Linked DNA regions of Mus musculus: region 1 is linked to region 2. The links are chromatin loops, found by intact Hi-C in ENCODE. Cell type or tissue: left cerebral cortex. All regions are shown on one strand. Links, peaks and the distances in the headings refer to the core of each region. The heading gives the core; the rest is flanking DNA.

Region 1 (15,892 bases), core at 4,862-7,361, 660 kb before region 2:
AAGAAGATCTTGAGGTTGCCAAGGCTAAGTTGACACAGCAGCTGGCTGTCAAGGTAGAAAGCGTTATCCCGGCCTGTGTTGGGAAGTAAGGTGAGTCAAGACAGTGGGACACATCCTCTGGTGCATTCAGCAGCCTACACCACTGTTAGAAGAGAGTGTGTCAAGCTGAAGGTTGCTACATTACAGAGGCTTAGATGTTTCAAGATGGGTCAGACAATGGAAAATAATTAAAATAGGTCAGCAAGAATTACATAAGGAGATATGATTGTAGAAAAAAAATCTTCAGGCCCTAGACCCAATGTGCCTTTTCTGTCTTCAGTCCAAGCAATACTCTAAAGGTCCTTGGTCTGGCCATGAAGGTAAATAAGCAAACAGTCCATAGATCTTGCCTGGGTCAAGGCTGTGGGAATTTCTCTCTTGCTCTCTCAGCCCACACCAGGCTAGGTGCAGAGACAGACGTGGAATGAACCCCTGGTGGCTGCAGCAGATGAGGCAGTCAGGCTTCTGAAAACAAGCTCACCATCCTGTGTCAGTGGTGATGGCAGCTGTGCCCTTATCACTGCACGCTGAACTCTATGTTCACTGGGACTTGAAAGAAGCAACCTTATGCACTCTCGTAAATCGTGATGCTGGCACTAGGAACATTCCTCCATTCGAGGCAAGGAAACTGAACTCAAGTATTAGGTCAGGGTCTGATGTCACATCTACTAAACTGTAGGCCACATGCTTGACCATAAACTACGAGCCATGGCCCAAGATTTCAGGGCCAAATATCCAGTCTTTCTTTCTCAAAGGAAATCCAGCTCTGTGTTGTCCTACATGATGGCCTCTCACTATATATGTCTGCTGAGCACTTGTAGTGTGCCCAGCCTACTGTAAGATGTATTCTAAGCAAAAGATATGCAGTGATATAACCTAAAAAAAGGCAAAATGATATTTTTGGACAAACTTATGTTAATAACTCAATTAAACGATAGTATCTCTGATATGTTGGGTTAAATAAATACTTAAATTAGTTTCATCTATCTCTCCTCACTTCTAAAAACAATGTAAAAGATTCTATAAAAGATTCAGAATCACACACGTGGCTCTGGCTGGTTTAGTTTTGTTGTGTTTCAATTTCCTGGCCTATCCAAGAGGACAATGCAGGCTGCATCCCCTGGTGACTGACATAGCCTTCCAAGGAAACCAAAGGTGGCTAGCCGGAGGGTAGGTCTCTGTGCCTCCACATCAGGAAGCAATGTTGTATTCAAGTCCCGCCTCTCATCAGCGGTTGGTCCTTGAGGAGGGGAAGGTAGTGTCCAGTGCTCATTAGTTAATATTTACAAGGTGCTTTGAAGATGAAATGCTAGTAATAGCCAGCAGTACTTCTGTGAGCCTTTCATCGGGAGACTTCAAAGTCCCCATCTCAGGCAGCATTATTGTTTTATTATTGTAACATTAATTGTGCCTCACCAGGGCACTGACTGATTGATTACCTTCCTCTCATCTGCTCAAAAGGAAGCTGAGTGGTTAGCAGACAATGGCCCTGGAAAGCAGTGAGGGAGAGTGAAACGTTCTTTGTGTGCTCTGAAGATCCCTAACAGTAAACTCTGAAAGTCGAGGCTTGCACACATACATAGGCAGGGAGAGGCATCCAACAGAGGAACCTGTACCACGATAGCACAACTTAATTTTTCAATTGGGCATTCATTTTAATTTTTAAAAAAGGGATAAATATTCAATAGAAAAATATTGTTGAAATTTTTAATTTCTATTTGCCTGCCCCAGTTAGCTGTGTAGGGTAAGATATTGCACTATGATGTGGAGTGGCAGTGAGCCAAAGTTTCCAGTCTGCCTTACCATCCAAAGGGGAAACAACCGGGCTCTGAAGTATCCTATAGTCTTTTTGTATGTTGTGTTTTACAATTGGGCTCTACAGCATCCTACATCCTTTTTATTTATTGTGTTTCATGTGGTCACCACTCATCACGCCTTGTAAACATTCATATGTGTGCACTTATACTCAAAGCTTTATCATAAAATAGTCTTTGTGTTAGACAATTTTGCCCATAATTTGCATGCAAATTATGAGGAGCTTCAATATAGGCAAACTTCAGTGTTTGGCATTTGATGGGCAAAGTATTGTGAGGATATACCTATTTTCCAATAGGAAATCACAAAGGACTATGGAGATTCAACCCATCCTTAGCTCCTCTGTTCAAAGTGTTCTCTGGCAGTTAGAATTGTCCATGGAAGAGATAACTGTCATTCTTTGTCAGTCTTGAGGTGGATATGACAGCGCAGGCAAGGAAGAGTCACAGTGCTTAAATGTGGGGTTCAGTTCAGTCCGGAACAACCCTAGATTGGACACCCACCAGTTTCTGTAGTCTGTAGCCAGTTGACACAGGGAATGACATCTGATGCTGGGCTTAGTCAAGCAGAGAGAATAGGGCTACAGAAATAGAAAGGGGTAGAAATAGAGAGAGCTGTGCTCCCTGCAGCCCTGGCTCAGCCCTAGCCTCAGGGGCTTAAAGCTTCAAGGCCTTGAGGACTGTCTCAGCCCAGACTCATTCAGGATGGCCACCACAGCAGAAGTCACACTCTCTACCTATCAACTGATAGAGAGCAAAAAGTAGGTTGCCCTGCCAGGCACAGAGCCAAGCAGCAACTTCTCCTAGGAGAAAGAATTTCCTTTATGCTAATTCCAGCCACCAGGAAGTCAGACAGGGAGAGATGACACAGCTGGATTCTCCCACTGCTCAGGAAGAACTGCTGGAGATGCCTAATCTCTCTCACCAGTGAGAAAGAGGGGGAAAGGGAAGAGGGGAGGGCAGAGGAACACAAAGGAGCACAGAATGACAAGCACGCCAGCACCAGCGGGGGCTGGGTGTGTGTGTGTATGCAAGGCTTTATAAAAAGGAATAAAATGTGTCACTTCAGATTGGAGAAGTTGAACATTGCTAATTAAGAAATTACTTAATTATGGAGAAGAAAATAAAATGAAGGTATTTTGCCCTTGAGGGGAAAAAAAATCTTTGATTTGCTAAATCAAGGAAATGATTAGATTCAAACATTAAATAATTAGAAATGGCTCCAACAAAAGCATTAGACTGTGCACACTGCACAGGCCTCTAGAGGAAGCCAGCCATTTCCGCCATGCTTCTCTTTGTAAATAAGTTTTGTCTAGAATAGACTGAACATGCCCACCCTTTTGGCATAGAGTAGGACAAGAACAGATCATGTGGTGCATCTCCATGCATGATAACGATAACGGCATCTATCCATAATGTTTTATTCATCATCCCTCAACTATTTTTGCCTCCTGCCCACCCAGTGTGTTTTTCCCCAAGGCTTAGCTACTTTCTTCTTCCCAACTACAATTCTTCAGCAGCAGAAGACACATCAGTCCCTGCAACAGGTATCAGGGTTATATTGTGATGATCTCCCTTATCTTACCAGGCTGCATTGCACAGTTCAGAAGTGGCTAGATCATAGACCAAACAAGGCAGCAGCCGGCTGATCAGCCAGGCCTTGACTCTAGACATAAAGCATCAGTACCCAGCAGTCTCCTTAGGAGTGACATATGGAAGACTCTTTTGCATGTCTTTTACTGAACAACTAGTCTTGATCCAATATGCACCTCTCTATGGATAACTTCACATTCTCAAGCTAAACTTAGCCTTCTCGTCTTGGATTTTCAATTTCTCCATTTTATATCAATAGATTACTTCAAAGTCGGCATGGCAAACATCTCCTTGAGCCATTAGAATTCATCTCAAGAGCTGTAGATGTAACTCTGTGATAAAATGTCAGCCTAGGATGTGTGAGGCTTCTGGATTGCTCCCCAATACAAGTAAACAAAAATCTTGAATATATCCCAAATCTTTCGTTGTTCCATGGTGAAAACATGATTCTGTTATGCCTTAGCACGTGCCCTCTATATGCCACCAGTTACTAAGCAACTAAGACTACTGTCAGCCATTTACAAAAAGTGTGGTACCCTGTGTATACTTAGTAATAGAGCTTCCAGACATCCTTCACATATTAATCTTGTTTGTACTCACAGAAAGTTGAAGAAATAGAAAGATAAAATACGTGCCTCCCCCTTTCTTAATAAACAAGGAAATGAAGGATTATAGGCACTCACATACTTGATGATCTAAATTCTGAAAAGTCTTAATAACACTTTCCCATGGAAGCCTGCCTTGGATGTTGGAGATGATTTTTCTGCCCCTTTTAATTCCTACAATGCCAAGTACACACTTCATCAATAACAGGAGACTTGTAGATATATGAGACCAGGAGATATTCATTTTAATTCCTACATTGCTCTAGAGTATATCTAGAGGATCAAACCTAGGCATCCATTTATTCCCTATACATGAAAGCATGTATGAGAATATGAGTGAGCACACATTCCTAAAATCATACCAATAGTAAGTGGTAGAGTCAGAGACAAGAACTAAGCTTTTCATCCTACTGTGTTCTCAACTAGTCTCCTTGACATAGTGTGAGACAATTATTTTGATAGATGGTTTATCATCATTGTCTCAGTGTCTGTTGTATTGCTATAATAGAATACCTGACATTGAGTAATATATAAAGAAAAGAGGCTTGCTTGGCTGACGATTCTGATAGTTGGAACACCTACCCCAACTGCACATAGTTGGGGTGGATATAAAAGAACATGTGAGCAAGAGAGGGCAGAAAGAAATGAGCAAAAGACCACCTCACAGTAGCAACCCCAAGTAATACAGCACCATGAGCTCTGGCCCATTCCTCCTGGAGGCTATTAGTTCTTATGGATAGAGTGGCATTGTAACCATAAGACTCTCAATGGCCCCTTAGCACTTGAGCTCCTAGATATCTTCCATGTATTTATCTGGTCTGAAATACTCAGTGCTATTCTACTGAGGCTTGAACCTCTAGTGTATGAACCATAGGGGACAAGACGAGTGTAATCCATAGCAATCATACACCATATCAGAAAGAAAAACAGCCTTGTCTTGGTCCTAACTGTATAATAGACAGACACCTAACTAGCTCTCTTTGGCTGCAGTCAAAATCGTGTAGTCAAGAGAATCAGGGTCGATAGAATCCAACCTACTCCCCTGTGAGGAATATTGGGCTGCCATAACAAAATGAACAGGCTGGATTAGTTAGCAACACAATCCTCCCCCACATTCCAAGTTTTAGAGGCAAATAGTCATGTGGGGTGTGTGTGTGTGTGTGTGTGTGTGTGTGTGTGTGTGCTCAAGCATGAGTGCATCCCTGCATAACTGAAGTAGGTTCACCTTGATGATCTCACTTAATCACAATTCCCCCTTTAAAACCTCTTGCTTCAGGGCTACCTCTGTAGTACTGTGCTAGCCTAGCATGTGCCAGGACCCAATTTCCATCTTGTATAGCAGAAAAATATCCTCTTCAAGCTTTGGACACACTCAGAGGTTCTAGGGTAATATGGGAAATATGAAGGAGAGAGGAGGGCATCGTTCAACCACAATAGCACTGCACTGTGTAGAGCCGTTGACTAACTGTATAATACCAGCTAAGTAAAGTAGAGAGGTGCTCAGTTAGTTTGAGAGAAGATACACTGTGCCTGTTTCTGCAATTATATTTCTTTTTTACTTACTTTTTTGGGGGTATTTTCTTGCCCCATTTAAAAATAACCACTAACATTTATACACTTAAACTATTTCAATTCTAAAGAAATAATACACCTTGCAAAAACAAACAAACAAACAGACAAACTAAAAGTCACACACAATAGTAAGTAGCATAGACAATCAGAGCACATTTTCACTCTCTTGTGCTTTTTTATTAGCTGGCTTCCATCCTTGTGAGAATGTCAAACTCAGTGGTTATTTGTTACAAGCAGCTGCTTAGACCTGGGAGCCTTGCTGAACTCTAAACCCCAGTGTCTCCTGAAATGTGGAGTCGGACTTAGTGCAAAGAAGCTGAGGTTTTCTCACACAAGTTGCAAGGCTGGGAGACTGTACAGCATAAAACCCAGCCCTGAGAAGAACTGAGCAGACATATTGTGGTTGTGCCTTGAATGTTGTATCTCCCGAGGGCGGAGAGAACTTTGCTGGCCCCCTACACTCACCTCACTTGCCATTTTTACCTGCAGTTATTTTTGTTGCAATAACCAGCTGCAAAGTAACTTGATCTAGGGGGCAAGAGGTGAGAAGCATTTATCCTTCCAGGTGCAGTGGAGCGAAGGGCTCTGACTCACTGCAAATGTGTTCACAGCAAGAAGACAAGACCCTGCAGAGGAAAGCAGACATCTGCTGTGGGAAAGGAAGGCGGGGATAAGGCTGGGAAGCAGAGGAAGGCAGAGCCAGGTTTTTGGACAGGCAGAGAAGCCAGCTATCCACGTGGGATTCAGAGTCTACCCCAGTCTTCTCTGCTCTTTTCTTAAGGAACTGGAAGTTCTTCTGGGGTACTTAGAAAGGCACCACTGCTCTGCTGTGGGTTCTGCTAGAAGCAGACACTGAGACTGATATGGAGACAATTGTTTATTTGGTCAGAAAGAAAAACACCTGAGGGAATGAGTCAGGTCAAAGCTACAAGCCGGTGCATCTTGATTCCACTATGGAGAAAGCTCATAACCACTGGAGAGCCTGCATTTCAGAGTTACCCTGGTCCTCATAGCTTCCCAGTGGAGGCAAGTGGAGAACATACAGAGCCTTGAATATTGACAGAGCATCCATTGCTAGTCCCCAATATTGCTAAGCATTCATCTAATGGGACCAAATGAACTAACCCAATAAGCTAATGAAGAGTGCAAACCTGAATGTTGGAACCTAGAACAGACAAGCTGTATAGTCAGTAGTCTATGAGGAAGCAGCAAGTCCCCAAATGCCCATTTCCTTCATGATGCTATTCGGTTGACTTGAAAACGACTCTGCCCTGTGCAAAAAGATGTGTTTCTGAAAAGGTGGGCTGGAACTAGAAGACACCCCTCTCCTAGATCTTCATAGGAGGCATCAGTGCAAAGCCATGTAATCCTTCCTCTCCATGATTCTCAGCACACTGTACTACAAGGAAAGAACAAAGCATACTCCTTCAGAGAAGGAGAACTTCTGGACCGTTAATTCTTAGGAAATTCTGTAGGTGGGAGCTTGTTTTATGCTAAAATGAATATGTCCTAAACACAGGCCAAGTAGCAGGAAGAGGAAGTAGGTCATAGCCTTCTTAAAAGTCAAAGAAGCCATTTTAGGATTCCAGCTTTGCCTCTGATGTAAAATGAATGCCCTTGAGCAACCAGAATGGTGAGCAAAGTTCCAAGGACGAATAAGACACCTGCAAAAATTAGAAACCATCCCAAGGTAAATAAATGGATCAGAGTCTTCTGTGTACCTGTTATGGTTCTGAACATGGGGTGTTCCTCGCAGGCTCATGTGCAGAGTGCATGGTAGCTGATTGGTTGTATTATTCTGGCCAGTGCCTGAAATATTAGGGTAGAGAGACTTTATCTGAAAGAAGTAGAAGGGCATGCCTTTGAAGGTTATACATTGTCACCAGACTTTTCTTCTCTCACTGCTTCTGATCCACCATGAGATGAAGAACATTTTTTGATACATATGTCTACTGCTGGGGTGTTCTGCTCAAGAACAGAGCCAAGAGATCATGGACTGAAACCTTTGGAATTGTGAACCAAAATACCCTTCGCCACCTTGCATTGCTTTCTCAAGTATTTTGTCTTGGAGATAAAAAGGTGAAATACACAAGCCATCCCCCAGTGTACAGCACTGGCAGAACATGCATTTATTCTTTTATTTCAAATGACTTTCAGTATTTGTTATGGGGGCAGGGGCATGAGAGTGCCATGCAATAAATGTGGCAGTCAGAGGATAACCTATGAGAGTTGGATTTCTCCTTCTACCATGTGGGTTCCATGGAGATCAAACTCACATGGTTAGACTTGGCTGCAAGCATCTTTATCTACTGAGCCATCATGCTGGCCCTATAGTATTTCTTAAAATTGAGAACCTTGATGAGAAAATAGCCCAATTATTTCCAAGTAGGGACACTGCACAGTTCAAATTTCCTCCAGCATGTGTCAATTCACTCTTACTATATAATGAATGTCATACACATTAGACAGTAGGGATATGCAATCTCTGTGCACACATGATCCTAGTGGAGATCTAGAGAAAGAGGCATCATTAGGGCAGGGGCTTTTATAAAAACCACTAGAGCAGTAGTGTAGCCAGGGTCCAATGAAAAGCAACAGAGAGAGAGAGAGAGAGAGAGAGAGAGAGAGAGAGAGAGAGAGAGAGAGAGAGAGAGAGAGAAACATATCCCAGTACGGGAAAGTCTCTAGCACATCCATAATGAATGGCCTAAATTAGTAAGTAACAGAGTTTCCCAGCCAGAACGCTGAGGGGCACACAGTGACTGTATGAAATGGTGTACAGAAGGATGGAATCACAAGAGAAAGTTTTCAGTGTTTTCCAGTAAGAAGTGAAATAATCATATTTTATAGCAGAAAGTAGATTATAAGTGGCAAGTTTGGACACAGGGAAGCAAATTAAGGAACTATTTTTCCAAGCATGAAATTATAATGATAGTACCACCAGGGAAGGTCAAATTAAAAACCTATCAAGTAGGCAGAATAGGTACGGTTTAGTAATAGCAGTGGCAAAGGAGGGCAATTGACTTCCACGCCTCTTGAGGGATAGCACTGCAAGCTGTAGCAGTACCTATGATTTGGACTGGAGGCTAGAATGAAAATAGATGGGCATGAAGCTAGGACAGATAAGCTTAAAGCTTAGAAGGCACTGTCTGACAACACCACTACAAAACAGGCTATATAAGATTATCAAGAAAATCAAGAAAAAGGGACCCTGACTCCGGGCTGAAACATGGTTTTGTAGGGATTGGTTAGCATTAAGCACAAGGTTCCATATCTTATCCCTAGAACCAGACTGGGATGTGGGGATGGGGAGAGATAGAACAAGAGAGAAGGATTGGAAGGGAGGGATGAAGAGAGAGGAGAAGATCAGAAGGGGGAAGAGAGAGAGAGAGAGAGAGAGAGAGAGAGAGAGAGAGAGAGAGAGAGAGAGAGAGACATAGAGAGAAGCAGCCAAAGAGAGAGTTGGGTGATGATATTTTGACAAACTATAGCAAGTCTCCGGCAAGCCCCTTGTCTTCTCTGCTGTGCTCACTCTTCTGGAGTTAAGGATATGTCAAAGCCACACTTGGATTTCACAGACATGCCTGGGTCTTGAATTCAGATTCTCATGCTTACACGGGAAGCACATTTACCCACTGTGCCATCTCTCTAACCCAGAAGATAGATTTCTTTGGCTTGTAGTTCTGAAGACTGGGAAGTTCAAGATCACATGACTGTCTGGTGAGATCCTGCCCACCAGTAAGGGCTCTAGATACTTAGGACATCACATGCTGAGAGGACACATACAGGGGAATAAGCTACTCTGGCTTTTATAACTGACATTCTTGAGTCACCATTGGCTAACAAATAGACTAGTCAGTCATCCTTGGAGTAGCGGTTCTATGACCTCTTCACCTTTGCCCATTCTCAACAGGGATTACATTACAGCATGGGTTTGGGCAGGAGACATTCCAAGCAAGAGTCTGAGGAGACACAGGAAGCATGAAAAAGAATAGTACAGACTGGAACAGTCCATTAGAGAAGTGCCATGGAATGCAGATGGCTTGGCTAGGCTAACACCATAAGTGATATGGCCAGCCATCACGGTTCACTTCCTGGCACAGCTGCTGAGAGAAGAGATGGCATGCATGCTTCGTGGTAGAGAATTAGGTAAAGTAATATGGACAGCAAAATTAAGTGATACCAAGAGGAAAGGAGTAGACAAAAGAAAGGAGGTCATGGGGTGATGGAGTTGAAGAGATCGTAGAAGATGAAGAGCCACAGAAAAAGAAAATAGTAGCTCTGGGGAAGCAGAGATGAACTGACGTGAAGAATTTAAAGTTGTGTCAAAAGCATAAACTACCAAATGGAGGCAATAGGAAGAGATGCCATGAGATTCGTGTATGGTTTGTGTTGTCCCTGTGTGTGTTAAGAAGCTTTCAGAAAACACAGGTTTCCCATCTACCACCTGTGCAGAGCTAGGTGGGCATAGACCAAGTAACTACTTCTGATTGTTCTGTACCACCTAGAACCTGTGCATCAAAACCACAGATCGCGTGAGGTTTAATGATCAGCCTGTCTCTTATGACCTTGGAAAGCCTCTGCTCACAACAGGGTGGAGACAACCAAGGTGAAGGCAGAGGAGGGAAGGAATCTTGACAGGATCACTACCCAGTTTTGATCTCCCTGGCAGTTCATATATTTAAACTTCACCTTCCAGAGCCGTCAATCCACTCTTGACTCCCTCAGAAGATATGATTGGAACAAGACAGCTCCATGGTAATCCCAGCATCATTAAGCGCTCTAGAGCTCTGGAGAATGTCAAAGCACTTTACAATTGCATTTGTAAATTTCCCATATAACGAGGCCAGGCAGTCCAACAGCCTGAGCAAGACTTGTCAGGAGTGTAATGAAGAAGTAGAGAAATGGATGATGGGTAAAACCAGATTGTGGCTTAGCTGAGAAGTCATGCAGTTCAGGATAATGCCACGTAACGCAGAGATCCAACCTTCCTGTTAGATACATGGAGGAAACCACATCACTGCCTTTTCTTTATTGTGTGTACTAGGTGTTCAAGAACATAATAAACACCGCCCACAACACCTGAGGCCCCTCTTGGGTAATATCGAAAAACATTTGATTTTGAAAAACTTTTATAAAGCGTTACACTTCTATTCTGTTCCTTCTTCTATATTTCTATTATAATCCAACAGGCAGATTGTTATTATAAATAAAGAAGTTCCAAGAGAGGGGAGCTTTAAAATTCAGAACAATGCTGTGTACCATTCTATATCTGTCACATGATTAGGCTAGGGTTTAGGCAAAATAAAGAAAGAAGAAAGAAAGAGAAAAGAGGAAGGAATGAGCTGGAGACGGAGACAAGAAGGAAAGACGGGGGAGGGAGCAAGGAGCAAAATGGTGGAAGGGGGAACCAAACAAATTTCTCTTGGAAAATTCCATTTTTAACAAGTGAACTGTGACAGTAATTGATGAGAGTGGGGACAGAATAGCACCCTAATCTTAGCTCCATTAGACTGAAAGAATTCAGTGTTTACCAAGAACCAAATCAGCAAGATTTCCTTAATTAGACCTTTTCAAGCTTATAAAGAAGGCACCTGAAGACAGACAACACTCCCAAAGAGCCAAAGAAGAGCCACACTGACAGCTCTGCTTTCCCCTGATTCTGAGACTGTTATTAGCAAGCGACCTCCAGAATGCCAAGCATTTGCCAATGCTTCGGCCTCTCCCTTCCCACTCTGTGCTTCCACACACCTGCAGCAGGTATCTCACCATGGAGGAGGACAGCTTTCTGCAACTCACCAGCAGGGGCTGAAAGCCTGTGCTGTGCTTGAAGTACAAGATGCTCCTTGGAAGTAAGAGATGCCTTTCCATTTTGAGCAAAGGCCTCAGGGGACTAGGGGGCTCTAGTGACCCTACCATGCTTATGTAGGAAAGTCTGTATCCATATGCTTACTGATGAAAGACTATAGGAAGAAATGAATTCCTTCAACATGGTGAGAATCTTCAAGGGTTCTTAATAAAACATGGTTCACAAGAGTCGGCTACAACAGAAGACTCTTTGTAGACATTTATTTTAGATGTTCTGAATTTGAACATAAAACATGTTATAGACCAGATAAAGGGCTGCATGACAGAACTGCCCCAGCATTCCAAAGGAGCTGATAGCTGTAGAAACAGAAATGAAGCTGATTATGTATTCTCTACAGTAGACAACATAGAACTTGAATCCCAGAGAGAAAAAGAACCACATGTCCTCTCTCCAAGAGATACAAAGTGACAAAGAAGACATCCAGACACAAAACCTCTAGCTTTGCCCTTTCTCTATACCCCCTGACCTTCACGTGTCTAGAAAAAGCAGACCCAGTCCAGTATGCTTGGCAGATGTGGCAGAAGACTTTTCGGAAGTTTGGGTTCAGGGAGGCATATTATTGTTAGAATCATAATTTCTCAGAAAAAAAACAGCCAATATTAAGCCATTTTTAAAAAGCTGAGTCTCTTAAGAATCTGAATTCACTTGACATCTAGAGATGCTAAGCCGTTAGTCCATTGAGTCATCCTTAACATGAAAGCTGATAATTGCCTGTCCCATGAGTAGTAAAATATCACTTAGTTGTCCAGGAAGGAAAGTATGGACAGCATGTGTGTCTTAGTATCTCTTGCTAGAGGAGAATTTCTGATGTTGGGGAATATGTAAAAGGAAAAGGGGATGGCAGTCTGAGAGAAAAGTTAAAATGCCTGTTATGCATGGGAACTAGGGTGTTGATGCTCAGAACCTATGTAAATGACTGGTAGGCGAGGCAGCCTACCTATAATTTTTAATGCTTGGAACACAGTCACAGAGCAAGCTGGCTAACCATGTACTAGCGAGCTCTGAGTTCAGTTATGAGACTGCCTTCATAAATAAGGTGGAAAGCAATTGATAAGGAAGTCAACCTTGGATTTACACACACACACACACACACACACACACACACACACACACACACAGGGCAGAGAGAAGGATAGAGAAAAGGAAGGAGGGGACATGGTAAGTGTACACAAATACATATGAATATGCATATACACATATGCACCACACTTTTCAAAAGTCTATTTAGGCAGCAGTCTGATGAGATCAGGTACGTTCAATGTGCTATGGTTGTAGACCAGGTCACAATTAAAAGCTGCAAGTCCAGCTCTGGAGAGACACATCTGGTAGTTTCTGGAGAGGACCTAGGGCTGCCTTTCAATGTGGAATCACAGGAATGAGCAGCATACATGGAAGACACAGTCACGAGAAATTGCTATGCTTGCTTATAACAAACAGGAGCAGTGTTCATGAAGGACAACAGGGATGTATTCTACCAAGAAAAGCACAGGTCTCTCCTAAAGCCTCTCCTAAAGTCACTCTGTTCAAGATGCTGCCAATTCAGTATTCCTATGCTCAGGAATCAAACTTCACCAGGTGTTTTCGCTGGGACAAACTACGCTCAAACCATCCTTGGGGTCAAAAGCTGGTAGGATTAGAAGCCTGGACTTGTCAACGATCTAGAGAGCTGAGATACCCAGGAGGCCAGTCCTGTGTGTCACAGAGATGCTCTGGAAGGATGCTCATGCAACCTCACAGTTCATGTGCTTGCCGGCTTCTAGCCCTAGGTCACAGGGAAAGGGGCAGTGAGCAAATGTGCAGCCTCCCACAGGAAGGCTTCTAGAAAAAAAAAAAAAAAAAGGAAAAATAGCTTACTCATTAAAGTTCTTGCTGCAGTAGGGATTTCATTAAAAATAAATTCTATCAGGAACAAGCAAGATTAATCTATTAAGACATCAAAATTAATTCCTAATGGAAAATTCTAAAATACACACATAGTCTCCTGCACACATATTTTCTGTTAACATGGGAGAGGCAAGTTGGGTCAGAAATATAAATAGGTAGCACGGTGCAGTCTCCAGGAAATTTCTCATAATATTTAATATTAACATTTCATCCAGCTTAGGTATCATCTAATTATGGGGTTGCTGAAGCTTCCAGTAAAATATATAAGAGATTGCAGAATCTCATTTTTCTTTCCTCATAAATCTTATGCTTGGTTTATTTTCAAATTTGTGAATACTGGACATTCTTATAAACAAAGATGCCACCCACCAGTAATGGAAGTCACATGATGAGGTGTGGTAGTTCTCAGCTGGAACTGGGAACCTCTAGAAGTCTTGTTTCTGATTAGTGCTCTTATGGGTATCAGTAACTTCCCCCATGCTTTCAACTCTTGCTGACTTCACCCAGGCTCCTAGAAAGTTCACTAGGAGCTGACTGTGTGAGATTCACGCACCCTCTACTCTGACTCCTGTTCATCCCCAAAGCTCTGAGTCTGAGCACATAGAAGTGCAGACTCTTCCTCTTTTCTTTATATCCCATTTTCTTTCCTAAACCGAGAAGCATGGAGCAGAGGGTTGACTGGTTTCCTAATGAGGTACAACAGCAACAACAACAACAACAACGACAACAACAAAACCATACACCATCTTTATAAACCTCAGATTACACACAGTTTTTCCTCCTAGCAGGCTTTAAAGTCTGAACAGGAGTTAATACAACCAGAAACGCTGATGTGATTAATGACGACAACAGTAAGTGTTCTTTGGGGGTCCCTCCATTTGCTAATACAGAGCAAGTTACATTTAAACCTTTATAACAAGCACAACCTTCAAGGGAACTGCCTGATTTTAAAAATCCTTATTAGATCATTTAAAACCAATAAGCAACAACAACAACAAAAAACAAGTTAACCAGTGAGAAAGCAAGAATCAAATGAGTTAAGAACAAGGAAGCGAGGTACTTGCATCGACAGTCCTGCCTTCCTCCCTCTCTCCCTTCTTCTTTCCCTCCCTCCTTCCCTCCCTTCCTTCCTCTTGCAGAGATGCATCAATGAACAGTTATTCCTAATGTATAGTGACCTGGAGTTACAAATATGGCTGTAGTGATGGCCTATGTCTGTAAAGACATACAATCTCTAAATAGGCAGCAGAAACTTCGTTCACTGGGATAAATGCAAAATCTAGAATTAAAGTATCTAGAAAGAAGTGGATATCTTAGAAAGGGAACTAATTTTCACAAACATACTTAGGAATATTTTTGAGGAGGTGTGATAAATGAGTAGCTATTATCACCCATGAAAAGGTGAAATTGGTAGCCATCCGACCAGATCCATTTCACCGGGTGTTTTGAGTTTATCTGTGGAGCAGGAGATGATATTAAATGCACCACACACAGGAATGTGCATTTTATCTTCTAAGCACTCTTGTGTCTTCAAACGGGAGATGATTTCTAACAATTGCTTTAGAGTAATTTATACCTGGGGTGTACAAAACGCTAGACATTGTCTGTGATGATACTATGGGTCAAAGATGAGGCAGCTAGACAGCCTGCTCTTGGACAACACTGGAGCCAGGGATTGAACTTGAAAGAGGGGAAGACAAAGTAAAGACCAATGGCAGAATTTGATGTACATGCTTAGTGTCCTGAAGTAGCAGGGGTCACATTAGGGGAGTATTCTGGGAGAAACAGAAGAATCCCCCATTGTAGCTCACAAAGCCCTATGGGAGCCCCTTGAGAAACACTATATTATCATGTCAGTTGACAAGCCCATTAAATATAATTCTGAATTCAAAAGCTAAAAAGCAGGCCAACAGACAGAAGGGTTGGCAGGAAAGCCAAATTAAGCATCCACCTTGATTCAAAGACATTTTGGAATTTTCTTATAATCCACAGTTTAAATGGGAGATAATGAAGATGTAAGCTATAAGTATAATCTAATACTCATCTAATTAGGATAATAAAATACAAGGAGCTGCTGCGCTATCAGAACACTAAGGAACTCAGCTCTTCTACCTCCTGCTAGCTCACTCTCCTTTGGAAACATCCATGACCAGCAGGGGTTGCCAGACAGCCATGGCCAGCAACCCTTAACCCTCAAGTAGGAAAAGTCTCATAGACAAGAGGGTCTTAGGGCAGTGTTTCTCCACCAATGGGTCACAACTCCCATGGGAGTCAAATGACCCTTTCATGGGGGGCTACAAGTCAGATATACTAAATTTACATTATGATTCATAACAGTAGAAAAATTACAGTTATATTGTAGCAACAGAATAAATTCATGGCCAGTAGTCACCACAGCATGAGAACTTATATTAAAGGGATGGAGCAAGAGGTAGGTTATGAAGCACAGGTCTTAGGAAGTTATGTTTTAGGTTCTGAGTTTTGCATCTTCCAGCAATGGTCTTGGGTTTGTCTGT
Region 2 (15,892 bases), core at 7,036-9,535:
AGATAGATAGATAGATAGATAGATAGATAGATAGATAGATAGATAGATAGATAGATAGATTAATAGATTACATATTATATAATGCATATATATACACACACACACAGAGGCGGGGAGGGAGAGAGGGGGGGAGGGAAAGAGGGAGGGGAGTGGAGGGGAGCTGTCATTTTCCATAGCTGTCTAAGGCTATTTGGAACAAAAAGGTCATCAGAGCAGCCACAACCAATCTAACCTTCACTGGAAGGTAAAGTTATTTTGCCTAACTAGAAAGTTTTAGCAATCTCTGCTTTGCAAAACCTCCTCTGTTATATCTTACTGTTGAGAAAGCAGCCAGTTTTTCCAGCCTGTCTGGGGAAGAATGTATATTCTTCAAAGGGAGAGTGAAGATAGTAATCTTACCAGTCTTGAGTGTCTCTCTAATACCTTGATGGAATAAAGTTCTATTGCACTCCCTCTCCTCGTGGGTTACTCTTAGTGGCCCTGTGTAATGCATGACACGAGGTAGAAGTAACATGTATAACTGCTGAGGCTAAACCATAAAGGCCTTTGCTATAACTTCCCTGATCATACAGGCTCCATGATGAAGGGAAACTCAGGGAAAGCCACTCGGGGAGACCAGAGACATTTATTCAGAAAGGTCCTGAAGTTTCTATCAACCAACCAGAATAGATAGCAGGTAGCTGAATGGATGAGGCTCTGAGCTTCCAGCCCCAGCCTCAACCTTTTAATATCAAAGAGCAAGGAACAGACATCTCTGCTATGCCCTATTTGAATTCTTTTTTTTAATTAGGTATTTTCTTCATTTACATTTCCAGTGCTATCGCAAAAGTCCCCCATACCCTCCCCCACTCATGATCTAGGCGATCATGTTATGGTGGTACCCTTTTAAGGACACTTTTAGACTTCTCAAAGTAGCCTAGCATCTACCACAATCTCACCCTTCAACAGATTCATCTACAATTTTACTTCCCATTCATTCACCTTGTAGTCCCTGCCAAAGAGCATTGTACAACACAAGCTCCCTCTGTCTCATTGATTGGCCATTATCAGGACTCATCTGCCTCCCCAGGATCCTAGAAATCTTGAGATTACAAAGCATCCTGGAGCTGACTAGAGACCTGACCTGGAAGTAGCTGCCTGGTCTCAACCTACATTCCCGTCTCTTCAACTAAGTCATGTGACCTTGACCAGCTACAGTGGCTTTACTTTCAGAAGTTACCTGTGGACAACTGTGACCTGAAATCGCACACTGAAAATTCTAGAAACAATTCTTAGGTTGTAAACTGTGCTTGGCTTTAAATTTCACACCATCTTGCTGAATTCTAGATAAGAAAAAAAAGAACGCCCCCACAAGATGGCAGAGGTATATATCTTTAATTCTAGTGCTTGAGCGGTAGAGACAGGCGGATCCCTGTAGCGTCAAGGCCAGCCTAGTCTACAGAAAAGGTTCTCAGACATCCAGGGATGCATAGAGAAACCCTGCCTCAAAAAAAAAAAAAAAAAAAATCAATCAATAAGAGAATGGGAAGGAAGGGGGGAGGGGAGGGAGGGAGGGAGGGAGGGAGGGAGGGAGGGAGGGAGGGAGGGAGGGAGAGAAAAACACCCTTATCCAGTGTATTCAAGTGTATTCAAGCTTCATCAACTGTTTGTTTTGTGGTTTTCGGGAGCGCCAGCATGGTACCATGAGGCTACTTAGTGTTCAAGTCCCCACACAAAAGACTAAGGCTACCTTGTGTTGTTGTAAATCTCCAGCCCAAATAAGCCCGGGCAATGAAAACACAACTCAATTAATATGAATGCATGCTGTGCGCCTAGATTGGGCAGATCCACCACTGCACTACCATCTTCTCCATACAAGAAACCCTTATAACTTGCAGTTTCTCCAGGCCAGGTGCTTCTGCTCCTCTTTCCTTCTTCTTCCTCCTCCTCCATCATCCTCTCTCTCTCTCTTTCTCTCCCAGAACATTCAGCTCCACCTTCCCCTCTTTCTCGGCCCAATCACCGGCTCCAGCCTTTATTTATAAATTAAGGTGGGAAGTAGGTTTACAGGAAATCACCTGAGTGCTGATTCACTCCTTGTTCACAGCCCCTTACTGGAGAACAGAATTAACATTAAATACAATTAGCTCCAGGGCTATCCGAAACAACCTTTCAACACCCAAACCGTTCTTCCCATCTCATCTGAAGCCATTGTGTCATCTCCTAAGAAGTAGGATGACTACAGTATAGTAAGATAATTTTAAAAAGAAAAACCATATTCTCACAGATTCAGTCATTGTTCTATTAGTCTTAATATTCCTAACTTTATAATAGGTGTGGGAGGGTAAAATAAGTATAATGTATATAAGATCCACCGTTTAGGGGATTACAGTGAAGGTCTTACAACACATTCTTAATGGATAAGGAGAAACTACTGTATAAAAGGAGCGTATGTGATTAGCTGGGCCCCTCGGAAGAAGAAATGGGAATAATATGACCAGCCTCCTTCACAGTGAGGGAGGATGCTCAGCATAGCATTGCCAGGCTATACCTGGGAAGTGCCTTGACCAGATCCTCTAGAGTCCCCATTCTGTGGATACAGGCCTTCCAACAGCTCACATAGTTCTGCCAAGGCTATGGTAGGATAAAGTGTCCTCCATGACCCCAACTTGATATTCTAAAGATAGGTCATTTTTCTTGGTAAAAGAAACTTTACAGTTGCAAGTACGAGAGATTAACCCAGATTTTCCAGGACAGCCACACCCAAAAACATGACACTGGAAGCAGAGATAACTTTTTTGGTGACAGTGAAAAGGAGACTAAAAAAAATCGGCTGGTGATGGTAGCTCTGAAGGTGTGAAAGGGGACCAGGGAGAAACTGAAGGAAAGGTTAAACTGAAACCAGAGGGAATAAAGCCTTTAGACTCCTTGATTGTGGCTCTGTTGGGCTGTTAACCAACATCATAACACAATGATAGATATAGGAGTGGTTGGAGTGTGTGTGTGTGTGTGTGTGTGTGTGTGTGTGTGTGTGTGTGTGTTTATCTGCATCTGACTGTCTGTCTGTGTCTCTGTGTCATCTCTGTGTTGTCTCTATATGCCTTGTGCCTCTCTGCCTATGTCTGTGTGTCTCTGTGTCTGTGTATGTGTTTCTTTGTGTGTGTGTACATACCTGTGTCCATGTCTGTGTCCATGTCTATGAACAGGTATACTGGTTCCTGTAGAAGTCAGAAGAGGGTGTCAGGTTCTCCGGAGCCGGAATCACAGGCCACTGTTGAGTCCTGATATGGGTGCTAAAAACTGATCTGGAGAAACAGCATGCTCTTAACCACTCAATCCTCTCTCTGGCCCCATAATGACTGTTTTAAGCCAATAAGTTCATGAGTGTTTGAAACAGCAGCAGTAGAAAATGAGGTATCCTGTAACTGCTCTCATCTCTTTTTGTGATGTCTACTATCTCTATAGTTCACAGCACCCTGTACTCTGGTAGAAATAATTTCCACGTTCTTCAGATTAGAGTCTAAAATCTCCAAGGAAAGCTGTGCCTGACCTCTGTCCACACCGCCAGTCTCTTTACCCCTGGGTCCACACAGGCCACCTGCCCTAAGGGAGGGTCTACCTAGCTTACCGGTAAGGCAGCAAATAGCAGGGAATGGGTTCCCATACTCTGCTCCATACAGGGCAAACACGAGCCTCCCAAGGGTAGCCTCAGCTACAGCAGAAACAAGGTTAGCCTCGGGTACCACAGACGTAAACCTAGCTGAAGCTGGTCTGAGCTCAACCTCAGGGTCCTGTATTCACAGGGCTCCACATGGCCACCCAGCTGTAGTTCCTACCAGCCATCCAAGCCACTCAGGAGCTTCCACTGTTGCGCGTCCCATACTCTCGGACAAGTCCCTGCTTTCCCTACCCAGCTTCTGCCAGGTCTGCTTTCTTTGAGGTTTTTTCCAATTCCCAGGCCCTTGCTTTCCCAGACATGGCATTACTTGGGACAGGTGGAGGCCTAGAGACGTCTCAGAGATCTGGATGCTCTAAAAATGCTCTCCTTTTCGTCTCCTGGATCCTGGAATAGCCCTTCCAGATGCTCTCGGGAAATCCTGACATAGCCCACCCAGAAGTCCCTCTGATGAGCCGTAGAAATTGATTAGCATAATTAGATTAGACACACCATGATATCATTACAGTCTCCTATGCTGTCTTCTCCCCTCATTAATAAAACCCACACTCAGTGTAATTGTCTGGCCCCATCTTTGCTGGCCCTCACTAAGCTTTTGCATAAGGAAGGGACAAGAAGACAAAACAGAAGGAGTAACTGGACTCCACACATCTGGATTCCCTCACTGCCCTGTCTGAGCCAGAACACTCCAGCTCCACCAAATCTGCCTCCTGCCAGGTTCCAAAGGAGAGAAAATTTCACTGTTTATTGAAGTCAAATTTAGGTGGGTAGTGTGTGTGTGTATGTGTGTGTGTGTGTGTGTGTGTGTGTGTGTGTGTGTGTGTCTAAGTGCAGGAGGTACTTAGGGAGTCCAGATGAGGTCATCCCATCCCCTGGATCAGAAGATGCAGGCAGTTGTGTACAGCCTGATGTAGGTGCTGGGGACCAATCCTGGGTCCTCTACAAGAGCAGAAACTGTTTTAACCACTGAGCATATCGACAACCCCACACACATTTAAGTCAGGAAGCCAAAGCTAAGTGTCCTGGCCAGAAGTGGGTCATAGAAAGACTTTCCCAGGGTCAAAGGAAAATTCAGCATGGACAAATAGGTGTAGGACAGAGGTAGGAAAGCCTAGGGGCTCCATGCACTGGGTAGTACTATAAAGAGCAGTACCAGGAAAACTTAGAGATTACACCATTTTACACCTGTCAGTCTCTCTGTCTAACTGGAAATCAAAAATGGATATTTGCTCCTCAGAGCACTCTTCAGTTTCATCTCTATCTCAACTCTTTGGTGGCTCTAACTGTAGACTTTCAAATATCATGCCAAGAAATAAATTCAATTATCCACTTCAATATAGATGGCCAGACCAAGACCATCACCCATCTGAGGGGACCCAGCTGGGAGAGGAGCAAGCTGGATTTGCAAACTAGGTGTCCTGTTACCAGTCTAGTGTGCTCGCAGCTGAGTTTCTTGTATACACAAGACACCTAGAAGTCAAAGAGGAATATGCCTACAGAGGTATAGCTCTTGACTTTTAAGATGGAAATATGGTTTATTATTTATTACAGCGGCCCCATAAAGGTTATTACAGTGCTAGAAGCTTGATTCTCAGCTCAGTGAAATCAGGAGATGGTAGGACCTAAAATGGGCAGCGCCAAGCAGAAGGTGATTAAGCCACTATGGGCAGCAACCCCACAAGGTTTTGGCATTGATCTTACAAAGGGAAGTGGGTCTGTTGAGAGCAAGTTTGGGCTATCACGGTCTCTGAGGCTCTGTGTCTCTTCCGCACACTCATCCCAATTATGACGCCATCAACATAAGGTCCCCACTGAAACCAAGCAGGTGCTGACACCATGACTCTTCAGAACTGTTAGCTCTGTACTTCTTAGAGTACACAGCCTCACCTCAAAAGCAGGCTAATTCAAATTAAAGGTCTGATTCAAAACATATCAGCAGTGGAAAGACATAAAAATGCTCAGTGAGTGTTTCTCCGGTGCTAGTTAATGTGTTAATTAGTGTTATTAACAACCTCTGATAAAAGCAGTGTCCACTGGACCCTTCAGCATGCAGGCCCTCCGTTAAGCCCTTCATTACATACTCTGCTGGTCAATCCCAACCACGGGAGAAGACGGCTCTGCTAATGTCACTGTTTTCCAATAAGAAAGCTGAAAAATTGAAAAGTGTATTCCTTCATGACACCCATTTTGAAAAACTGGGGTGCTGGCCAGAGCCAGACATGGGGGCCTCTCGGTCAGTCTGTTTGATTTGGATTCTGATCCAGTCCCCAAGTGCCTTCCTTCAGACACTTCCAAATCACCCCTGTCGCCAGCATTCCCTGGGCATGTCTCAATATCCCTCACACTGTCTTGGGTGTCATGATACTCAGAATAGCCACGATCCCTATGGTCGCTGCAGTCCCACTGCACTAACCAAAACTTAGAAGAAAAAAAATCAGAAAATCTCTCCCTCCCTAAGGTGGTGCAGATAAATGCTGGGGTGGGCGGTGCATAGGAAGGAGAGAGCAGAAAGGCTGGAGCGGTCTGGTTTTAAGTAGGGTGTTCAGGAAGGTTCACCCAGAAGCTGACATGGGAACAAAGGTTTGAAAAGGTTAGCAAGCTTGTGCATGCCACAGAGGCTGATGGAGGGAAATCCCCTCCCCTCCTGGGCATGCTGAGCCCTATTTCACAGAATCTCAACACTTTTAGCTAAAAGAGAGTCAGGATCTGTGATGGTGGCTGGCACAGAGAGGGTACTCAGCATACGCTAATTTTCTCTCCTCCTCGCGCCATCCATTGCCTTTCTAAGAAGAAAATTTGAAAAGATTTCAGATATTTGGGTCATGCAAGGTCTGGAGTAGAGATAAAAGTGAAAGGGGGCTTTGAGGAACAAAGGCCTCCACAACCATCCTCAGCTTAGCAGAGGGACCTAGACCTGTAACAAAGATCCAAAGAAAGGTAGGGCCTCCCCTTCAGTATCTCAGAATGGGACTTCACAGGTATGGTTAGGTAAGATGACGTCATTCTGAGAATAGAGTTGGTCCCACCCTATGTGCCTAGTATCTTTGTAAAGGGGGAAATGTTTGGACATAGAGACAGGTCAGCAGAGGATGCACCATATGGAAACACTACATAGAACGCTGATGTCAGGGAAGATCAAATGTTGGTGCCAATCTAGACTCCAGGAGAACGGCAACACTCAGCTCTCCTCTACCCACCCCATCTCAGGAGGAACCACCTATGGACACTTAAAACTAAGGCCTGAGGCCTCCAGGTATCTGTTGTGGAAACCACCCCATTTCTTAGAACTTTGATATGACAACTTCATCAAAGCAATATGTTTCCCTCACCTTTGTCTGTCTCGTGGTAGCCACTATTAACCAGACAGAGAGGCATGGGAAAAAAGCAGGCAAGCACACTCCATCTCGGGAAAGAATTCAGGTGTTGATGCTAGCTTGCATTTGGAACTGATATGAAGCAAGTACATCAGACATCTACCAAGTACAGAGGGAATGAAGAACCAAAGAATCTACTGCCTGACCGGTGAGTTCCTGCAAGGGAAAAGCCCTCACCAACAGAAAGCAGACAGGGTCCTCAGGTCTTCCTCAGATGTCACCATTGAGGATGTCAGAGATGGAGTGTTCCTGAGGGTAAGGCAAAGAGTGGGCAGGACATTCTGTGATTGGAGGCTGGGTCCAGCCCAGAGAGAATCTCCCTTCCAGACAGCACATCCTCACATGACAGTTCCTGATGGTGCCATCCCTTCCAGGAACCCGCCTGCTGGGATCCCCCCAAGCTGTTGTTTCTAATGGAAGTAAATCTTGTTCCTACTAGTCTCTTATATCCTGAGGATAGATAATGTCCATCCCAGTTCTTATGGTGCCACACAAAGACTCAAGAGGAGAGACTCCCTGAAGAGCAGGTTGTGTGTGTCTGCATGAAAAGGAGGAGCCCAGTGTATGGGTGGTCACTAACCAAGAGCTTACCAGCTGCCCACCAGCACCCTGGTACCTGGCTGCTTTCCTTTGCTTCCTGGATACACAATGAGGTCACACAACTGTACATCCCCTACCTGGAATTTTGCATTCTGTCCCTTTAGTTGCCCATTATCAATTGACACCTAAAAACAATAACTGCAAATTCCAAGGAGGGGAAGTAACTTTTAAGTTTTCAATAGGCTTTATTACAGAATATTGGTGTGATTGTTATGTTTTATTGTTGTTGTCAATTTCTTACAGGGCCTGATCTTTCGATTGGACCATCATTGGAATACATATGTAAGATCCACAAAATAAACACAGTGTTTGCTATTAGCATGGCTTCCAATACTGTAAACTCTTAGATATAGGCCTTGTGAACTAGGGAGGCAAATGTATTTTCCACACTCTCTGCCCTGGTAGCATATGACCACACACATGAGCTCTCAGCCATGGAACATGGCTAGAAGGGTTAGAATCCTTTTCCAGGCTTCAAAGGAGCTCCTAGCTCTCCATCCGTCACCCACAGGAAAAAGTAGAGGCATACAGATATACAAAACCATATGGTGAAAGATCCTAAGTTCCTGAATCACCGTGGGGTGGAACGCCATCTGCTGATCAGAATATTGGGCTGTCACATAAGCAAGAAATAAGCTTCAACTACACACTCTGACCTACAAAGGTTACTTTGCCTAACTAGAGAAAAAAAATCTCAATTGACCCTTTAGCATGAGGTCCTCTGTGAAGTGTTGTTAAACAATCCTGAAAAAGAATTAGATTAGACGTCACTTCTAGAGCCAGCTTTGCCATGTGTCAGGTCCTTTGAACAGAACACATCAAGGGAAATATGTTTCCACAGTCGCCCTGCCTTGAAAACATAGCGGAGTGGTCTCAAGGGCTCGAAGCAATGGTGGTCCCCAGCCACACCTCCGCCACAGCAGAGATGCCTGGGGAAGTAGGAAGCTTCTCTCCTAGGCATTCCTGAAGGCCTATGTGTTTACCTGGAAAGATTCAATGCCTTCATGTCTTTCTGACCCACCTCCTCCATGTTTCTCCCCAAATGATGATGCTACAAAGCAAATAACATGAGCCTAACTCCCTGAAAGTCAGACCCAAGCTGGCACTTCAACCTGTCCTCCCAACCTCATCTCTGAGGGGTACTGAGAGGGGTACTGAGTCTTCTGTCATTGAAGTGCTTCAGGGCCCAATGTGGGCCAGATATCCTCCTAATGTCACCACTACGTGACTCCATTGAGTCTTATCACCCTACACTGCAGGTTCTCCTCTCATGAAGATATAAGGCTCAGAGAGAGCGATGTCATACCAGGGGGTCATATTGCTAGGTGACACAACTCGACCTGCAGCATATATCAGTCTGACTCCATAGCCCCTTGCCCAACCGAGAGCCCTCCCTGTGTTGTGCCTTCTGTCACTGTGTCAGTCCTCAGCCTTCTGCGTGTCCTTTGCTTAACCTCGCAATCTCAAAACCACATGCTAGGCACAGCCTGGGAGGTGGGCTCTGGGGCAGGAGTGGGGTAGCTCTTTATGTTGGGAGAAGGGAATTTTTTCAGACTACTTCACAGCAGTCGGGGTGGCACGTGGACCCTTGTGCCCTCCAGGAATGCTATGAGGTGCTTTGCATTTGATACCACAAGCATTCACTATGGTAACTGCACATACTGCTATGCCGAGATCTCAAACATTAACCAAGGACTGCGGGTATACCACCCTGCCTGCTGCTTTATTCCCACTTTTTCTTTCCATCTTTCCCTCCCTGCTTTGTTACTGTTCAATTTTTCATTGCATCACTGAGTTCCTGAGTCCCTTCTGCTCCCTGCCCACCTAAGAGGAGCCCTTTACAACGAACCTCTTGGATAAAGAAAATAAAAATCATCTCACCATCAATAAGAATTCTTCTATCATCTTCTCCTGTATGTCACTTAGGAGTAATAAATAAACATTTTACTGTGAGCGGATGTGCCTGATCTAAGGAACATCACATATTAAGGAGCATGGCGACATGCCTGGTTTCACTGAAAGGTCACAAGATGGAACACACACAGAGCAGCTGTCACTATCCTGACTTGATAGACGAGGAAACTGAGTCTTGCCTATAGACTGTGAGTTCATTGGAGGGAAGAGGTTGTTTCTTTTCTTTTCTCTTTTTCATTTTCTTTATTAGATATTTTCTTCATTTACATTTCAAATGCTATCCCAAAAGTCCCCTATACCCTCCCCCAGCCCTGCTCCCCAAACCACCCACTCCTGCTTCCTGGCCTTGGCATTTCCCTGTACTGGGGCATATAATCTTTGCAAGACCAAGGGCCTCTCACCCCATTGATGGCTGACTAGGCCATCCTCTGCTACATATGCAACTAGAGACACAAGCTCTGCGGAGTACTGGTTAGTTCATATTGTTGTTCCTCCTATATGGTTGCAGACCCCTTTAGCTCCTTGGGTTCTTTCTCTAACTCCTCCATTGGGGGCCCTGTGTTCCATCCAATAGATGACTATGAGCATCCACTTTTGTATGTGCCAGGCACTGGTATAGCCTCACAAGAGAGAGCTATATCAGGGTCCTGTCAGCAAATCTTTTTGGCATATGCAATAGTGTCTGGGTTTGGTGGCTGTATATGGGATGGATTCTCAGGTGGGGCAGTCTCTGGATGGTCCTTCCTTCCATCTCAGCTCTGAACTTTGTCTCTGTAACTCCTTCCATGGGTATTTTGTTCCCCACTCTAAGAAGGAATGAAGTATCCACACTTTTCTCAGAGTCCCTTCCAGGGACAAGCAAATAAGATAGCCCAGCCTTCCTTACATGCATCAAGTCGCTGTTGCAGTGCCATCTCATGGGAATGTCATAATGTCATGATGTTTTTCTCTCAGGTAGCAAGTCTGTCCCATCTCCATGGGCATAACGTCATAGGGCTATGCTATCTCCTAACTGGAGAAAATCCCTATCCCTTCTACTTCCTCCACTCCCTCCACCCCTACTCCATCCCCACAATCACTACCCAACCCCTGCCAGCGCACAGGTCCCACCCAACAGCTGCAGGAAGATCGACAACGTTCCCATTGCCCGAAGCTCTGGACCACTGCTCTTCTGGATGGCTGTGGATGATGAAGGGAAGAATTTCAGAGTTTGTAGGCAAAAGTGAACTTAGAATTGTGCTTGTGCTGTGATATCCAAGTCATAGGTGGGGACAGAGCAGAAGAGGGAGAGCATGCCAGAAAGGGAAAGAGAGCTGTCTGCTTCTGTCAGACGTGAGCTCCAGAGCAATAGAGATATACGGGTAGTTCAATTTCTGTTTGCCTGAGCCAGGGAGAAAATCTAATTAAATATGGTGTCTGAGTTTGGAGAAGACTGGATGGGGCTGGAATATAAAGTGTGGCAGCTACCCATAGATCAGAGGGCAATATTAATAAACCCACAGAAAGGGACAGCAGGATCTGCCAGTGGTATTGATAAAATGCAAAGCAAAGACAAAGCAGGCTGGGAATATTGCATGATAATGCTGATAAAAGCCACCAGCTACCATGGCCCTTGGCCTGCTGCAGGAGACTGGGGGCTCAGTTTCTCGTTTCTGCCTCCTCATCCTCTTCCCCTCGACTCTGGCCTCGATTCTGTTTCCTATCAACATGCAAACTCAGTGTCCTCGAACCTTTCCAAGAGCAACTAAAGCTGAGACAGCCGTCAAAGAGTGGGAACCAGAGGGAAACTGGGCCTCTGCTTCCTCTGAGAAACAGAACAAAGGGAGAAAGAATACGGGCTAGAGAACTTCCTTCCACACACACTTGCAGATGAGTGGCTGCATCACGGACTTACATGAAGAAGGCTGAGGACCGCCCTTAAATGACTCCTACAGAAATGCTTTTGTTAAGTTGCCAGTGACATATTGGATGTGTGCAAAGTTTCCCAATCCGCTGACACTTTCAAAGCCAAAATGGAACATTTGTTATTTTGGGAGGGAAAAAAAAGAGTAAGAAATCCTTGGAAGTGTGAGAGTGTAAGCCAATGGGGTTTGGTCGTGAACATGACAGGTACCACTATGTCCAGACTCTTCTGGCTTACTAACAACTATGCCTTGGGAATGGCAGTTCCTCACTGTTGGAAGCCCCACACCTATCTGCATTCTACCTCTCTATGGCCACTGTCACAGATACAGCCAAGCCCTGCAAGCTTAGCTGAACTTCAGTGTTCTTTCCTCTGTGGTTACCACCATCACTGCTATATCATGACTTTTGCCTCATTTTCCTAAGCCCCTCTGCTATGGCTAGCATCTGCCCCAAGCCTGTGATGCAAATTTCATCATGTATTAATCTGAAGTCTTTAATACTGTGTTTTATTCCAAGGAACTGCTTGTGTGACCATAGCAGTGATTGGTCTAAACAAGTACATCTCTGCTTACAGGCCCTTGACCTTTAAAATCTAACCCCTGACCTCACCATATCCCACCTCTACCAATACACCATACTTCTTTTTGAAAACAGAATCTGAATCTGACAGTTGTGCTGGAGGCATCTCTGAAGAGCTTCCTATGTGTATTCACCTGCCTCAAGTTCTGAAACTTTAGTTTCCATTTTGACTAAATGAGATTAACACTCATTTGACCACTCTGGGTGAGGATTCCAGGAGATCAAGTTCTAAGTCTACTATTGGCTACTAGCTGAAGAAATGCAAATTCACTCTCCAGTCAGGAGAGAGGAGGCTTATCACCTCTCCAGAGATGGTTAGGGTTAGGTTGGGTTTAGGATAGGGGTTAGTGGTATTGTTAAGGTTGGGATTAGAATTAGGGTTGGGCTCAGTGTTTAGATTGGGCTTGAGATTAGAGTTGATGTTATTATTAGGGTTGGGTTGGGGTTAGGGTTAGTGGTAGTGTTAAGGTTAGGATTAGAGTTAGGGTTAGTTAGTATTAGTTTGGGGGTTAGGATTAGGGCTAGGTTTGGGATTAGAGTTGGAGTTGGGCTATTTATGGGGTTAGAGCTGCAGTTAGTGTTAGGATTAGAGTAGTGGTTAGTGGTAGGGTTGGTATTAATTGCTGCCCTGCTGCTTCAAGCTGCCTTTAAAAAGTTCACATCAGGTCTTGCCAATACCTTTGAGTGTTGGCAACATCATTATTTAATAGATGAGGAAACTTGATCTTGGAAGACTCAAAGCAGGTCACATAATTCTTTGTTGCCTTTTCTGTATATCTTAGAAACATAGCATTGCTCACAGGTCTCTCCTCAAGCCACACCCTGCTCTCCATCCTAGTTTGTCATTTTGTCTTCGAGGAACATCTCTAACCGATATGTCAAGACTATAGTCTCCCTCTACTCCAACCATGCCACTAAAAATGCAACCCTCTCCCATTATCACTCACTTATAACTATTGTGGATGAGATTCAGAGCCTTGTGTACACCAGACAAGTGCTCAACCAGTGAGCTGTATTCCCAGCTATTGGTTTGTAGAGGCAGAGCCTTGCTATGAAGCTCCAACTGACCTTGAACTCACTGCATAGGGTCATTCCCACAGCTTCCAGGTTCTGTCACTGTGCCTGGCTTCTACTTTACTCTTTTTGGTTTGTTTACATTTTCGTATTGTGTGATCGTGTAAGGATCAGAGGACAACTTTTCAAACCCTACCCTCCCCACTTCTAATATGTCGGTCCTGGGTAGTGATCTCAGGTGATTGCCCTTGGTTAGCACAAACCACCTTTAAGTCTGCTCCCAGCCCCTCCACATCACTATTTCAAAGCAGGTAGCACCACAGACTTTTTATGCATCATCTAACACAAATCATCCACCTCTCATTTATCACCTGATTCTATCATCTATCTATCTGTCATCTATCATCTATCTACAAATTGGCTTGCGTCTCCCCTGTCCTCACTAGATCTCAGAAGAGACTTTCTTTCACCTACTACTGAGACATCAGTGCCCATAAGAGTTCCTGGCAAGATGCTCAGAGGCCAGAATTGGGAAACACTCGTTCTATTCCAGTTTGTCCTTGTAATCTTTCCATCCACCAAGAGATGGTATATTTAGTGATGGGATGCCAGATGAGGAGCCAGACGGTCAATGCTAGCATCTCCATCACTGATCATCTGCATGTTTTCACCCCAATTCCTAAGGCCCCAGAGCTCAGCAGCACCATCTGTGAAATACAGATGTGGAAAGCGACAACATCAGAAGTACTCTGGGGGCTGAGGGATATAATTGTACATTCAGTCAGTGCTCAGCAGTAGTCACTGTCACTCCCTACCAACATCATCATTAGCATTGACCCTGCTATGACATAGCCCAACCAACACAGGATTCCTTTAAAAATGACATTTTTTTCAAAAACCTTAAGAAGTTAGTGGCCCAAGTCCCGAATCAATGCCTGCCACAGCTGGAGCCAGAGCCAGCTCCTTGTTCTCCTAGTCAGGGTTCTCTGCTGTCCTGATCCCACCCCATTTCCCACAGGTGGGCATGACATATTCATATTGCCATCCCTGTCCCCACAGAGTAGCCACAGCCACAGGTCTAAATGCTGTTTCTTCCCCAAGCCTCACACCTGAGGCTGTCTGCTTCTATCTGGTAGCTAAGTCCTCTCACCTTCCTTGTATCAGAATCGTGGCACAGAAATGTATCCAACTGCTACTCTAAGCTCATCACAGAAACCTGATTCCTCCTTGCTCTTTGCTGACTATGGAGGATAAAAAGGACCACGCTTTATCACAGACAGTGAAAATCCAGGTGGACCAAGGGAAGGTTCCCTTGTCCTTAAGGTGCTGTGATGCAATGTGTGGAGCTGTGGCTGCCATCTTGGTGCCACAGACTGTCTGCAGGAATACACAGGACAAGTGGACCTATTGGAGAGAGGTAGCCACAATGTCCTGTTAACCTGATTCGGAATGCTGAGGTGTCCAGGATAACATGGTTTCACCATTCAGTCATCATTGGTCTTGGCTGTCACTTATTCCTAAGAACACCATGACACCACTCAGCAGAGACCCCCATCCCATTCCTGGTATCATCCCTTCAATGAGTTATCTGCTCTTTTGTCTATATTGCTTGCAACAGCTGCACCCACACAGCTGAAGTGAGAACTAAGCTGCTTCTCTTATATGTGCCATGCCCAGTTGGTATAAGCTAGAGTCAGACTCTGCCATTAACTGTCCTCAGCATCTCCTGAAAAGAAACTCTAACACCCTGTCCTAGCTGTCACCATTCATTATAGCCCCATAGTGTGGCGTGTGCTCCCAACTTTCCCAGAAGCCTTCACACTTTTGTTCACAGCCCTTCCTTGTGCCAGGTAGCTGAAGAGTCAGCTGTGAGTATAATGCTCACGTTCCTCTCCTTCATGGAAGTCTCTGGAACTGTGCTTCTTGGTCCTTGGTCTTTCAATCACACTAAACAATCAGCAGGGGAGAAATCGATAGTTCAGCAGTTCGTTGCAGACATGGATATATATTTCTTCATGACTCAGAAAACTAGTAACTAGCTGTTAATCACATATCTAGGACGTGCAGAGCTAAGATGTCTCATTAATATTCTTTCTCTGTCATCAAAACTTAAATTATGAATAAACTGAACACACTTTTTCTGTAGTCTAAGTGCTGTTTTGTGTGTGTGGACTAAACAGTTGTCAATAAACAAGGGCTCTGAATTAATGCAACCAAAGGTTCCATAACGAGATGTTGCTTATGGCCAGAAATGACCAACTGCAATGGAGAGAGCCAGGGTGTCCAGACAGCACCTGAGATAAAATTCAGGTTAGGAGAAGGAGAGTTGGCCTCATAATCAAAAAATAGTAGTCAGTCACCAGTAGCCAGCATGGAGTGGCTGGGGAGAAACCTTTCTCAGAAGGATAATTCCCCAGTCTTTGAAAGCCTAGTTGTATGTGCAGGAAGTCCACCTATACTCTCTTCCTCTCAGTCACAAAGGATGGAGGAGGGGAGTGGGATATCTTAATGGGAAAAGTGACATTGAAGATAATGTGTAAAGACAAAAAAAAAAAAGTCCATAGAGAAGGCAGAGAGAGCAGGATGCATGGTGGGTATTATCAGGTAAACAGATGAGTAGCGCAGGTGTGGGTAAGAGAGAACCCAAAATGGAGTCTCTGCCAAAGCTTTGCACCCAGGTTTGCTCCGAGTCTTCTGTTCCCTTGTAAGGAAGGTTGTCGGGTTCATCCCTGGCTATAAACAGCAATGTCAAAGGAATCACTCTACAAACAGGCACCGTAACTGTCTGGGGAAAACCACTTTGCACTGCCAGAGTTCCTGTCAGGGGAGCTTGCAAGCTTGGTCACACCTG

The links. Peaks named below come from ENCODE experiments on the same cell type or tissue, not always from the same donor. Only the 100,000 strongest peaks of a DNase experiment are listed, where the experiment ranks them.
Region 1: it touches region 2 in a loop (2.8-fold over the local background); 3 of 42 quality-filtered maps call a loop at or near these places.

The regions. Positions count from the first base shown.
Region 1 is chr9:28,071,257-28,087,148 of GRCm38, reverse strand. The region is part of intron 1 of Opcml (opioid binding protein/cell adhesion molecule-like); the gene reads right to left. Among named protein-coding and RNA genes, the nearest start is that of Opcml, 290 kb to the right of the region's middle. In left cerebral cortex, for the core only: no CTCF peak of the experiment used is centred there; a DNase peak (open chromatin) is centred at 6,279.
Region 2 is chr9:27,417,025-27,432,916 of GRCm38, reverse strand. No RefSeq gene overlaps it. Among named protein-coding and RNA genes, the nearest start is that of Spata19, 28 kb to the right of the region's middle. In left cerebral cortex, for the core only: a CTCF peak has its summit at 8,234 (motif pointing left); a DNase peak (open chromatin) is centred at 8,209.